Regions from separate parts of the Homo sapiens genome. Here region 1 is linked to region 2. Evidence: chromatin contacts called from ENCODE Hi-C or POLR2A ChIA-PET data. All regions are on one chromosome and are shown on one strand. The core of a region is the stretch at or near the end of the contact, and the rest is flanking DNA. Distances in the headings are between cores, read along the strand shown. Region 1 has its middle 43 kb from the start of FOXO6-AS1. Region 2 overlaps HIVEP3 (HIVEP zinc finger 3).

The links. A loop is a pair of places that touch in the nucleus more often than their neighbours do. ChIA-PET counts read pairs that join two places held with the same protein, here RNA polymerase II (POLR2A). Pooled maps may share reads with other maps.
Region 1: a loop to region 2 is called in a map of PC-9, with 10 times the contacts of the local background. The contact joins two enhancer-like sites. A Hi-C loop is called at or near these places in 2 of 168 maps with a recorded cell type or tissue (PC-9 and sciatic nerve) and 4 of 50 pooled maps. POLR2A ChIA-PET finds 5 or more read pairs at or near these places in 3 of 52 experiments (GM12878, MCF 10A and PC-9).

The regions. Positions count from the first base shown.
Region 1 is chr1:41,415,814-41,421,617 of GRCh38, reverse strand. No RefSeq gene overlaps it. Among named protein-coding and RNA genes, the nearest start is that of FOXO6-AS1, 43 kb to the right of the region's middle. RefSeq lists an enhancer at 2,367-2,661 and a silencer at 2,367-2,661. Within about 2 kb of position 2,622, at least 16 of the 41 ENCODE cell types and tissues checked have a DNase peak (open chromatin) inside an H3K27ac peak, as active enhancers do; they include PC-9, where a contact is called at or near this core.
Region 2 is chr1:41,511,294-41,517,517 of GRCh38, reverse strand. HIVEP3 (HIVEP zinc finger 3) reads left to right here. Exons shown (of 9, transcript NM_024503.5): 8 at 3,768-4,702. Among named protein-coding and RNA genes, the nearest start is that of EDN2, 30 kb to the right of the region's middle. RefSeq lists a silencer at 1,166-1,345 and an enhancer at 3,990-4,490. Within about 2 kb of position 2,362, at least 12 of the 41 ENCODE cell types and tissues checked have a DNase peak (open chromatin) inside an H3K27ac peak, as active enhancers do; they include PC-9, where a contact is called at or near this core.

The DNA of each region.
Region 1 (5,804 bases), core at 1,373-3,872, 96 kb after region 2:
CTAGAGGCAGAGGTTGCAGTGAGCTGAGATGGCACCACTGCACTCCAGCCTGGGCGACAGAGCAAGACTCCCCATCTCAAAAAACAAACAAACAAGAAAAAAAAAAAAACCCTTCTGAAGCCCTACACTTGGCTCCAACCAGGACCCATCTTTCTTCCCCCTTCCCAGCAAAACATATTCCAGGGTTACCTTTATGACCAGTCTCACTCTTGCACCTGCCGTCTGCTTCCCAGGCCTGCTGCTGTCCACCCCGTATTCCACCAAAATGGTTCTTACTGAGTCACTCAACACATTGTTGTTAAATACAGGGAGTGCTTTTCCATTCTCACCCTGACCAAGAGGCAGACAGCCTGACAACAACCCTGTGAAGTAGGTACTGTGATTGATTATCCCCATTTTGTAGAAGGGATACTGAGGCACAAAGAGGGTAACCGATTTGCTTGAAGTGAAATAGCAGGTAAGCCTCAGAGCTTACCAGGCTCCCTCCCCTGAATATCCCAGAAGAACCTCAGACTTGCCACAACCAAAATGAGCTCACTGACTCTGCCCTGACCTTCTTATTCCTGGCCAAGCTGGGCTCTGGATCAGACAATTAGTAGCAGCTGGACCCTGGGCGATTGTATTTAATGCCTGTGAAGTGCTTAGCACAGAGCTCAACGCAGAAATGCTCAATGAAGGCCAGCTTCTATGTGTTGCTATGACACACACATATATACCCACACATATATACAAACATATACATACATGCATGCATGTACACATACACAGACAACCCAGGGCCTGGCCACGCAGCATGCTGGCCTTTTTATACTTTATCAATCAGAGCAGCATCGATTTATAGCCCTGTGTGTTTGGCATGAATGCACTATTTTTCAAAAGCCAAAATAAAACTCCAAGAAGCTGTAAAAACCCAGGAGTTTGGAAGATTCCCTGCAGGGTCAATTAGGGTGAATTAGAACCTACAGATGTGAATCTACCCAACCACATAATGGCAACTTGGGCAGTGCACCTCGGAATGCTAATGAAGGCGGCCGCTGATGGGGAGAGAGCCAGCCTGGCCTTCCCTCTGAGGCCTGCTGGGAGGGGGCAGGACCTTGCCCACCACTGGGCTGTGTGATTGGGACAAAGCTGGGCCTCACTCTGAGCAGCAGTTTCTTCCTCTGGAGATGGGGCTACTATGTACTACTCAGGAGGGGTAAGTTCAAGTCCTTAAGTGAGGACTTAAAATTCTGTGCGCCCCCATTTTCATCCCTCAGGCAAAGATCTCAGGACTTGTGATAGTGGTTACAGTCAACATTTGCTATGTATGACTGTCTCCATAAGACAGAGTCATGCTCCCCTTCTACTGACGGAACTCAAGAGTCCCTGCTTTGGACAAGGGAGACTGCAGGAAGCTGGATCCAGTCTCAGGTATCGCACCTAGGGATGGTTACAACTTTCCTCATTCTACAGATGGAGACGATACCTGACTCACAACACCCAGGATCGTAATCTCTCTACGCATGTGACCCAGGCCCAGCACCTCCCTATGTGGTGAGGTCACAGCTCTGCCCATGGCCCTGCCTGCTCCCTCAGTGCCAACCTGCCTAGGGAAGAACATAGATCTTAGATCCAGAAAGCCCAACTCTGCACGTACAGCTGAGCAACCAGGAACAAGCCTGCCCCCTCTCTCTGAGCCTCATTTTGCCTGTCTATAAAATGAGGATGATAACTCAGGTAAAACACACACACAGTGCCTGGCACAGAGTAAGTGCCCAACCAAGGTTAGACAGTTTAAAGATCCTCACGAGCCCTTCATGAGATAGGATCTATTACCCCCCATTCTGCAGATAAGTAAACTGAGACTCAGAGAGGTTTAGCAACTTGCCAAAGGTCACAGAGCTAAGCAGCAGAAGGAGCAGGAGCTGGGGCTCAAACCAGGTCGGCTTGTCTCCAAAGGGCTCAGGATGGAAGAGGAGTAGATGGGGCCCCAATCCTGTAGGCAAGAAAAGGAAGAGGGAGGGGTAGAGAAGGGAAGGAGGAGAGAAAACAGAAGGGAGGGCTGTCATTGGCAGAGGACGCCCTGGCAGAGGTGAGGCCAGGTGCAAGCAACTGCCTTAGGCAGAGGTTCAGACCCAACAGGCGCCAGTGGGGGCAGTGCCAGGCTGGCGGTGGACGCCCTCACCCTCGCTCTGTTCTCCAGTGACCTTGCCGGCTCAGCCTGTGCCACCAGCATCCCAATGAGGTTCTGCAGGCAGGAGTTTGGGGTGGCACTCCCACATGACAGGACTCAACAGGTCCTCCCCCTGCTAGGAACAGAGTCAGGGTTCTGCTCTCCTCCCCTGGTGGCCAAGTGCCCCCAGGAGCTCTATTTGGGGCCACAGAGGCAGGAGGTGGGCCTGAGCCCCGAGCAGCCAACAGCCTGAGATGGCCCCCAACCAACCCGGGAGACCTGGGGCACCTGGAGGGTGGGTGGGGCCCACCTACAGCTGCCAGGCTCCCTGCCATTGCCTACGGTCCCCGCCCATCTCTGACAGCTGGGAATTCCTTGGGCATGACAAAGTTGACCGGGCCGGGGCTGGGAGCCTGGCCTGGCAGCCTAGGCAGGGTTCCGGTTACAGCTCTGGATGCAAGCTGGCTGTGAGTCCATGGGCACGTCACTTCCCCTCCCTGGGACTCAGCCTCGCCATGGCCAGCGGTGGCAGTGCTGGCCTAGCTAAAATGACTTTCCAGTGCAGGAAATCTCAGAATCTGGATTCACAGAAGCCAGGGCTTGGAAGGAACCTCAGGCTGTGATTTCCTAATACTGGTGTGCAGCTGACAGTGTCAAAATTACCCTGGGAATGTGTGAAAATGTAGATCTAGGGGATCCCCTCCACCCCCAGCAGAGGAGTAGACTGCGGACCCAGGCACCTGCAGATTTGACAAAAAGCATCCCAGACCCACACTCTCGGAGGGCTTCTTGCCACTTCTGCAGAGGGGAGGCTCTTCCAGAGATGGGATGCCCCAGGATCCCTGAGCCTCCCCACATCTTTGCAGCTTCATCCCCTGGGGCTCCTCAGAAACCTAGAGCCGAGTTCCAGCTTTCACTCCCACCAGCAAACTTTCCGTAGAATTCTCTGCCAGCACCTCTCTGTCTAGGTCCTCTCCACCCAGGCCACAATTACTGGCCACTCCCACTTTCCCTCCCACCCAAAGCAGAAGGCTAGGTTTTTTTGTTTTCTTCTTTTTTAATTGAGGTAAGATTTGCATACAGTAAGGGGCACTATTTTGAAGTGAACAGCTCGATGTATTTCTACCTCTGAACCCTCCGGGTCACTACCCCCCAGGCTAAGCTCTAGACCGTTTCACTCACCCCAGGGAGCTCCCATCAAGACCCCTTGCCTTGCCTCCCACACTGTTCTGAGTCCATCACCATGGATGGGATGTGAGAGGCCTGTTTCTGGAGTGATCTGTGCTTTCAGCCCCTGGAATGCAGGCTCCATGAGGACAGGCTGTCCTACTCCTTGCATTGCCTGGCACCAGGCAGGTGCTGGGAAACTGTGGCCCCCTCCAGTGGCTCCCACTGGCTCCTAGACATTTCCCTTCCGCTTTCTCCCTCACACAGCTCAGACACTGACCCCAGCCACGCCCATATCCAAGCTCACACCCACCCTTGCCCCATGCATTTCCTCCAGCGGTGCTTCCCACTTAGGGTGGGGTGGCCCCTAGCTCCTACCCACTGTGGCCTCCCTCACCCCAGAACACTGCACTCATCGTGTTTTGTCTCCTATGCCCGTCCCACACTGCCTCACACATGCTGGGCTTGACAATCGCACTGCCATCCATTAGTCCTACCATACACCCTCATACTCACACATGTGACCATGGGACAGTCACTCCCCCTCTCTGGGTCTCAGTTTCACCATCTGTAAAGTGACACAATCAGGCTAAGTGCATTCTGTGAGCTCCTTTGGCTCTGAAAATAGCAAGTGTAAATACATATTTGTTAGACAAATAAATAGCCCCAAAGAATGGGTCTTCACTGATAGTGGGATTGTAGCATCTGCTGGAGTCATTTTAGAGGCAGAATTCCAAGTGTGGTGTCAAGAGTGCTGGCTGTGGAGCCAACTGCCTGGGTTAAAACCCTGGGTCTCAACTTTCCCATCTGTAAGATGGGGATAATAGTGGGGCAGGGTGAAGACGAAATAGGAGAGTGCACAGAAGCAGTTGTGGTGCAGAGAAGCCTGGCACTCACCTAGTGCACAGTAGAGTTTAGCTCCTACTGGCATTCCCAGGGCCCAGGGTCACTCAGCAAGCCCTGGAGTCCACACCCGCCCAGGACCAGAGGGCAGAGCAAAATGTGGCAGCAGTTTCTGCCGCATGCCACCAGAGGGCACCATGATGCAGCCAAGTGCGCCAAGGCCTCCCTGACTCACCCCAGGAAGACCACTCCTGAGGGAGGAGGGCAGTGCCAGCCAAAGCCTGCCGGCCAGAAGGACAAGGATGAGCCTCCATCCTCCAGAAGGGCTTCCACCACCACAGCCCTTTCTCCAGAAGATGCCCTACACCACCTCAGCCTGACATTCTGTCCATTTCTATCACAGCCTGTGATCCACAACAGCCTAGAGAACACGGATACTTCCTACCAAAGCCATTAGACCCATTTCACAGATGGGGAAACTGAGGCCCAAGAGAAGGCAAGATCAGCCCCAGGTCATGAGTGAATTTTTGTCTTCCTGTTCAGGCTGGCTTCCCTGCACACCCCCTAAGCATCCGTGGTATGACTCCCAACCGAGGCTGGGGTACCAGCACCTACGCTGCCTCCCTGGCTCCCTGAAGGCTGCAGGAGACAGGGGAAGCCACAAGTGTGAGGGTGGGGAGGCCTCAGCATAAGGGATGGAGAGAGCCAGGGGGGCGGGGGGCAGAGGGAGGCAGAGCAAAGCAACACGGGAAACAGGGCGGGGGCACGAGAGAGATGTGGGAGAGACATTCGGAAGAGACGGGTGGGACAGGAAGAGAGATAGACGGACAGACAGAGAAACCGAACCCTGAGGGAGAAGTGGGGGAGTGAGGGCGGCCGCAGGAGGCAGAGGAAGGGAGAAGGGAGAGCTCCCAGATGCAGGGAGCACACTAGGAAGAGAGATGGGGACAGACACAGAGAGACGGCTGGAAGGGGAAGAGGAAAACCCCTCCCCTCTCAGCCCCACAGCCCCCCACACCCCAGAAGCTTCACCCTTGGCTGGAGGAGGGGACCCTCTTTCCCTGTCCTGGGGGCTAAGCCCAGGCTTGGCACTCGCCCTCTGCTCCGCCCCCACCCAGCAGGTTCCTCAGCCAGACACCTGGGGATGGCGGTTGAGCTGGGCTCCCTGGGGCACCTGAGGCAGACAGGCAGGGTCCCCAAGGCCATGTTGCTAGGAGATGCGGCCCTAGGGCCCCAGCTTATCTCCTGAGCCTCTTCCAGGGCAGGGCTTGGGACTCACCTGGGGCACCAACCTCCCTGAGCTCCCGCCCCACTCAGCCCTGGTGGGCCCCTGCTGGGCATCCTACAGGCCCCTGTGCAGTGAAGAGGCACCCTTCATCCCTCTCCCTAGCCTCCGAAGGCAGAGGGAATGATACTTGGTGAGCACCTGTGGTTTGCCAGGCCTCACCAACTCCCAGCACCCTGTCCTGTCCTGTCCCAGCCACTGGGCCTGGTGTGCTCTTGAGAGACACTAAAACCCAGAGAGGCTGGTTCAAATTTCCACCTGCCTTTTACGAGCTGTGTGACCTTGGGCAAGTCACATACCTCCTCTTCTCCCTCATCTAAGGATGAGATCAGCAACCTCATCTTTAAACAGGGACAG
Region 2 (6,224 bases), core at 1,113-3,612:
CAATTTGGGGATGTATTTGTGGTCTTACAAAAAAGAGTTAAGTCATATTTCCTTTTAGGTGGAATAAGTCATTTTTATAGAGGAGAACACAGTGAACTTGGGGCTGTTCCCCCCCAAAGCTAGAATGGGGTTCACTATGCTTGTCAAGGATACACTGGGCCATATGCACATGTTGTCTCATTGAGTCCTCAAAACAGGTGGCAGAAACTTGTGTCACTCATGTTAAGTCAGGGAAGTCAAAGCTCAGACAGGTAAAAATAGCCCAAGGTCACACAAAAACCCTGGCTGCATGCCAGTCCACTGCCTGGTGGGCTGGACCAGGGGAGCCTGAACCTAAGCCAGAGCCCTCCCCTGAGGTCCCTGCCCTGCCCCAGCCTCATTTTCCCAGTGGAGCAAACGAGGATGCTCAGAGCCACTTTTCGGAGGACGAAATCCATGCATTCATTCCAGAAGTAATTACTGGGCACAGTCTCTGTGCCTGGCTCTGTTCTGGGTGCTGGGGGTTCCGCAATAAATAAAACAGCTCCTGCCCTCAGGCAGTCGGCATGGCAGGGGAGCTGGGCAAGGAACGATGGTGGAGTAGAGCAGGGGCCCTGCCTGTGAAGCCAAAGAGAAAGCAGAAGAGCCAAGTGAGGGCTGGGGCCCGTGGGGAGGGCCGCTGTGCTAGACAGGGCGGTGTGAGCAGAGAACCCACCCGGAGGAACCGGGGTCAGGAGCCACGTGGGGTCAGGGAGGAGCTCTCCTGCAGAGGGAGCAGCAGGTGTGGGGTCCCCGGGGGCCACGGCGCTTGGCCCGCGTGCTGGAGCCCGCTGGACGCGGGGGCAGCCGGTTCAGAGAGAGCTAGAGCCTGAGGGCTGAAGGGCATGGGGGGGTGCCCTGGAGCGGAGGAGAGAGGCAGGGCGTCCTCTGGCCTGTGCCGTGGGCGCGGGGAGCACGGGTGTGCTCAGGAGGTGGAAAAGCGGCGGGATTCTGGGGAGGTTCCGGAGGGAGAGCCCACAGGCTCAGATGACCCCATATGGGGCAGAAGAGAGGGGGAAGAACGAAAAGGAGCCATGGAGGACTCCAAGGATTACGGCCCAAGAGACTGAAGGATGGAGTTTCCACTTCCCGCGACGAGACAGATGCCGGGGGGAGCGGCAGGAGTTCGTGTCTGTGGGACGCGAGGTGGCGCGTGGGAGAACTGCCTGGAAGGAGCCAGGCGCCCCGGCCCTGCCCATGGTGCTGGCCAGGCTGGGCGCTAGCGCCACCGTGTGGCCTCTCCCAGCGGCGCCCGCCGCGCGCTCAAGCTCTCTCATTTGTGGAGCGTTGGCCTGGATCCCAGCAGGGGCGGGGCCGCCCAGCCAGGGGCATTCCCTCAGCGCCCTGCAGGAACGCAGATGTGGAGGCCCCGGCCAGCCCCGAGCTGGGCAGGGGACTCTTGGCTTCCAGCATTCATGCACTGAGTGCCCAGGACGGGCCATTACCCCCACTGGGTCTCAACTTCCACATTAGTAAAGAGGATCTTTAGGAGCCCTCCCTGCTGGACATCAGGAGACGCTGGTCCTGACTCTCCTTCACTCCTAACACTACCCCTGTGACCTTCATCTGCAAAATGCTGACAATCCCACCCCAGCTACCTGCCTGCTGAGACTGGGGGGACAGGGTATCATGGGATGACAGGAGCTGAAGTTTATTGGGTACTTACTGTGTGCCAGACCCTCACAGTCCTCTGAACAGCTTCCTAGAGTGCTTTTATTGCTACCCAGTTTACAGATGAGGAAACCAGACACACAGAAAGTAAAGTATCCAACGTCACACAGCAAGGAAGTGGTAGTGCTGAGATTCAAACCCGACCATTCCCTGCTTCTTAGTGCAGCACATCATTTTTAAACTGTCAGCGTAATAATGCAAGGGCTGTAAACCTTAGTTCTGACTCAGCCACCAGCTCTCACTGGGTCATCTGTGCCTGGATTTTGCTGTATGTAAATGAGGGGCAGGGCCAGGTGAACAGGTGTTGAATTAGGCCCCTCCCAAAGTCCTAGGCAAGGGAGGTAAATGCCTGGGGCATAACTACAAAGTTCACCCCCATCCCCAGCCCTGCTCTCATCCTAATCCTTCATTCCTCCTCTGGTCTCATCACCCTGCCTCTAGCCTCAGGGGCCTCCTTTTGCCTGCCAGCCCCAGCTCCACCCCATAGCTTTTGACCTACATCCGGCTGAATGCCCACTTTTGTCCACTTTGGACATCTGACTGCTGCATATTGAGTGACTTGGAAGTGCTAGTTCCGGGCTTTCTGGCCCCGGGGCAGCTGGGCATGGTTGAGAGCCAAAGCCTAGCTGCCCCAGCGGCCTGAGTCAGTTTCTGTGCCAGCCCTCCTGGTCAGGTGGGTGCAGTACTGATATGTGTGAGCGATGGGGCTGGCTGGCCAGCTCAACCCACCTGTCAGCAACCTCACTCTGCAGACCAGAAACAGGTTCCAATGGTCTAGTGATGGGCCAGCGAACAGGCCAGATGTTAGCGGAGCTCTCCCCAGCATCCGGATTGCTGTCCATTTCAGAGATGCCCAAACTAGACTCCTGACATGTTAGAGGTGACCCGACTGGTTGGGGTCATCCCAGAGGAATCAGACCAGGAGGCTAGTATTCCAGAGCCCTAACCCCCACTTTTAGACTCTATTCAATAACTCTGTCATTATTCTTATAGTCTGTTTAAGGAGTGCAAGTGACCTAAATGTCCAACAATATCTGAAACAAGTATCACAATTTTGTTTTTTGTTTACTCTTGTGAACAATTGCTTCCAAGTCACTCAACATGCAGCAGTCAGATGTCCAAAGTGGACAAAAGTGGGCATTCAGCCACATGTAGGTCGAAAACTATGGGGTGGAGCTGGGGCTGGCAGGCAATGGGAGGGCCCCGAGGCTAGAGGCAGCCTGGACTTCAAAAGGGCAGTGGCTCCTCAGATAAGAGCGTGGCTGGGATGGGGACCTGCTCTGCAGCCTGAGGCCAGCTTAGTCAAGCCGCCCACAGAGGCCAGAGTCCGCCACCTGCCAGATGCCATTGTGCCAGCCACCGGGAGCCTGGTCACCGTGGCAGATGTGTGTGTACACTGACCACGGATGGCTCTGTGCTGCTGGACCAGCCAGTGTGACTGCCCTGTCCTGGAATAACAGATTTCATCATTAATGTATTAATATGGTAGCTATAATTATTTTTAAGCCCTCAATATGTGCCAGGCCTTCATTTTAGTCCTCCTAGAAAACCTGGTGAGGTGAGACCATCACATTCATTCGACAAAGGGGGAGACCAAGCAGAGCAAGGTGGTAAGTTGCCCATGGTGAAGCCAGCACTGAGATGCTAGTGAAACAAACAAACAAACAAACAAACAAACAAAGACTGTCTTCTTTGCTATGGCTCAATCCCAGCCCTACTGCTGTCTTCCATGGGCAAGTTACTTACTTTCTCTTACCTCAGTTTCCTCATCTGTAACATGAGGATGAGAACAGTACCAGCTTCACAGGATTCTCTGAGGTCTAAATGAATAAATATACCTAAAGCTCTCAGAACTGAACATTGCACATTCTAGGCATAAGGGAATTATTGTTCATTATTATTTACAAAGCGCTCCCATATCTGTTACGTTTCTTGGTTGTCCCAACAATCTTGTGCCCTTGCGATGGCTATTTTGCCCAGTCAGCAGGCAAGGAAACTGGGGCTCAGAGAGGAGCAGCCGTGTGGGCAGTGGGGCCAAGGCCCAACTGTGACCTTGGGTCTTCTGTGTTTGCCCTCAGGAACCAGTGACGACCTGTTCCAGGACTCGGAAGGACGAGAGGGTTCAGAGGCTGTGGAGGAGCACCAGTTTTCGGACCTGGAGGACTCGGACTCAGACTCAGACCTGGACGAAGACGAGGATGAGGATGAGGAGGAGAGCCAGGATGAGCTGTCCAGACCATCCTCAGAGGCGCCCCCGCCTGGCCCACCACATGCACTGCGGGCAGACTCCTCACCCATCCTGGGCCCTCAGCCCCCAGATGCCCCCGCCTCTGGCACGGAGGCTACACGAGGCAGCTCGGTCTCGGAAGCTGAGCGCCTGACAGCCAGCAGCTGCTCCATGTCCAGCCAGAGCATGCCGGGCCTCCCCTGGCTGGGACCGGCCCCTCTGGGCTCTGTGGAGAAAGACACAGGCTCAGCCTTGAGCTACAAGCCTGTGTCCCCAAGAAGACCGTGGTCCCCAAGCAAAGAAGCAGGCAGCCGTCCACCACTAGCCCGCAAACACTCGCTAACCAAAAACGACTCATCTCCCCAGCGATGCTCCCCGGCCCGAGAACCACAGGCCTCAGCCCCAAGCCCACCTGGCCTGCACGTGGACCCAGGAAGGGGCATGGGCGCTCTCCCTTGTGGGTCTCCAAGACTTCAGCTGTCTCCTCTCACCCTCTGCCCCCTGGGAAGAGAACTGGCCCCTCGAGCACATGTGCTCTCCAAACTCGAGGGTACCACCGACCCAGGCCTCCCCAGATACTCGCCCACCAGGAGATGGTCTCCAGGTCAGGCCGAGTCACCACCACGGTCAGCGCCGCCAGGGAAGTGGGCCTTGGCTGGGCCGGGCAGCCCCTCAGCGGGGGAGCATGGCCCAGGCTTGGGGCTGGACCCACGGGTTCTCTTCCCGCCCGCGCCTCTACCTCACAAGCTCCTCAGCAGAAGCCCAGAGACCTGCGCCTCCCCGTGGGTGAGTTCCTGCCCCTGGTGGCTGGGCCGCTTCTCCCCTGTGGGTGCAGGGGTTGCAAGTTCACACCCTCCTGGGTATCACACCTGGAACTAAACAGCTCTGCCAGCTCAGTAGTTATTAATAATTTCGCAAACATTTATTAGGCACCTACTGTGCCATGCACCATGCTGGCTGCCCTAAATCAGCTGGCTTATTAAACTTTATTTTAGCCTCAGAAGCACAGAGCATGGACTCTGGAGTTCATGGGAAATGGGTTCTACCACGTATTAGTCCGTTCTTGTATTGCTATAAACAAATTCCTGAGACTGGGTAATTTATAATGAAAAGAGGTTGAATAGGCTCACAGTTCTTCAGGCTGTACAGGAAGCGTGGTGCCAGCATCTGCTCGGCTTCTGGGGAGGCCTCAAGCAGCTTTTACTCATGGCAGAAGGCAAAGCGGGAACAGGCATCTCACATGGCAGAGTGGAAGCAAGAGAGAGAGTTGGGGGAAAGGTGCCACACGCTCAAAATGCCAGATCTCATGAGAAATCACTATCTGGAGGACAGTATCAGGCCCTGAGGGATCCGTCCCCATGACCCAAACACCTCCCACCAGGCCCACCTCTAACACTGGGGTTTACAATTCAACACGAGATTTGGGCGGGGACAAATATCCAAACGATATCATATCACTTGCAAGGGGTGTGGCCTTGGATGAGGTTGTAAATACTCGTGCAATTCCCCATCCCCCACCCCATCCCCATCTGCCTGTGTTCTTTGAGCAGATGGCACAACTTAACCAAAACCATCACCATCTCCAATATCACTGTCACCAGTGCTCTCAGAGACACCACAACCAATATCATCCTTGTCAACCATCAGCACTATCCCCATGGCCAGCACCACCACTGTCACCATTGCACCAACACACCACTGCTGCCACCCCATGAGCACAGTCACCATCCCTGTCCCCTCAGCTGCCATGACCCCTCCACCGATAGCACCATCATTGTCAGCTGACCCCCTTCCGACACCTTCTCTGTCCCCGTGTTGCCATGACCCAGCCCTGTCACTCCTGGAGGAACACTGATCTAGGAATCTTTCCTTGATTTTTAATTTTGGGTTCACATTCAAATTCCTGGAGGTAGCAGAAGGGCAAAGAGCCTCAGGTGGGAACTCATGTCCAAGAGTGAAGCTGGGTGAAGACCATTTTAGGAACAGGACAGGCAGCAGACCCACATAGAGGCCAGGCTCATGGGTGACAACAGGGCCCCACGTCGCTCAAGTATCCCCTCCTTTGAAGACAGATATGCTGGCTAGAGGCATGGAGACCATGGGGCCTGAGCATACTCATGGTCACTGTCGAGCTGGAGATGGCCCATTCCAGAGATGGCAGCTGGCTCAGCATCTGTGGGCAGGGAGTCAGGAACTTGGTTCTGGGCTCAGCTCAGCCGGGACCCTGGACTCGCTCTGTGATCTTGGGCGAGTCCCCCTCCCACTTCCAGGCCTCGGCTCCCCATGTGCCCAGCATGTAACCTTCACC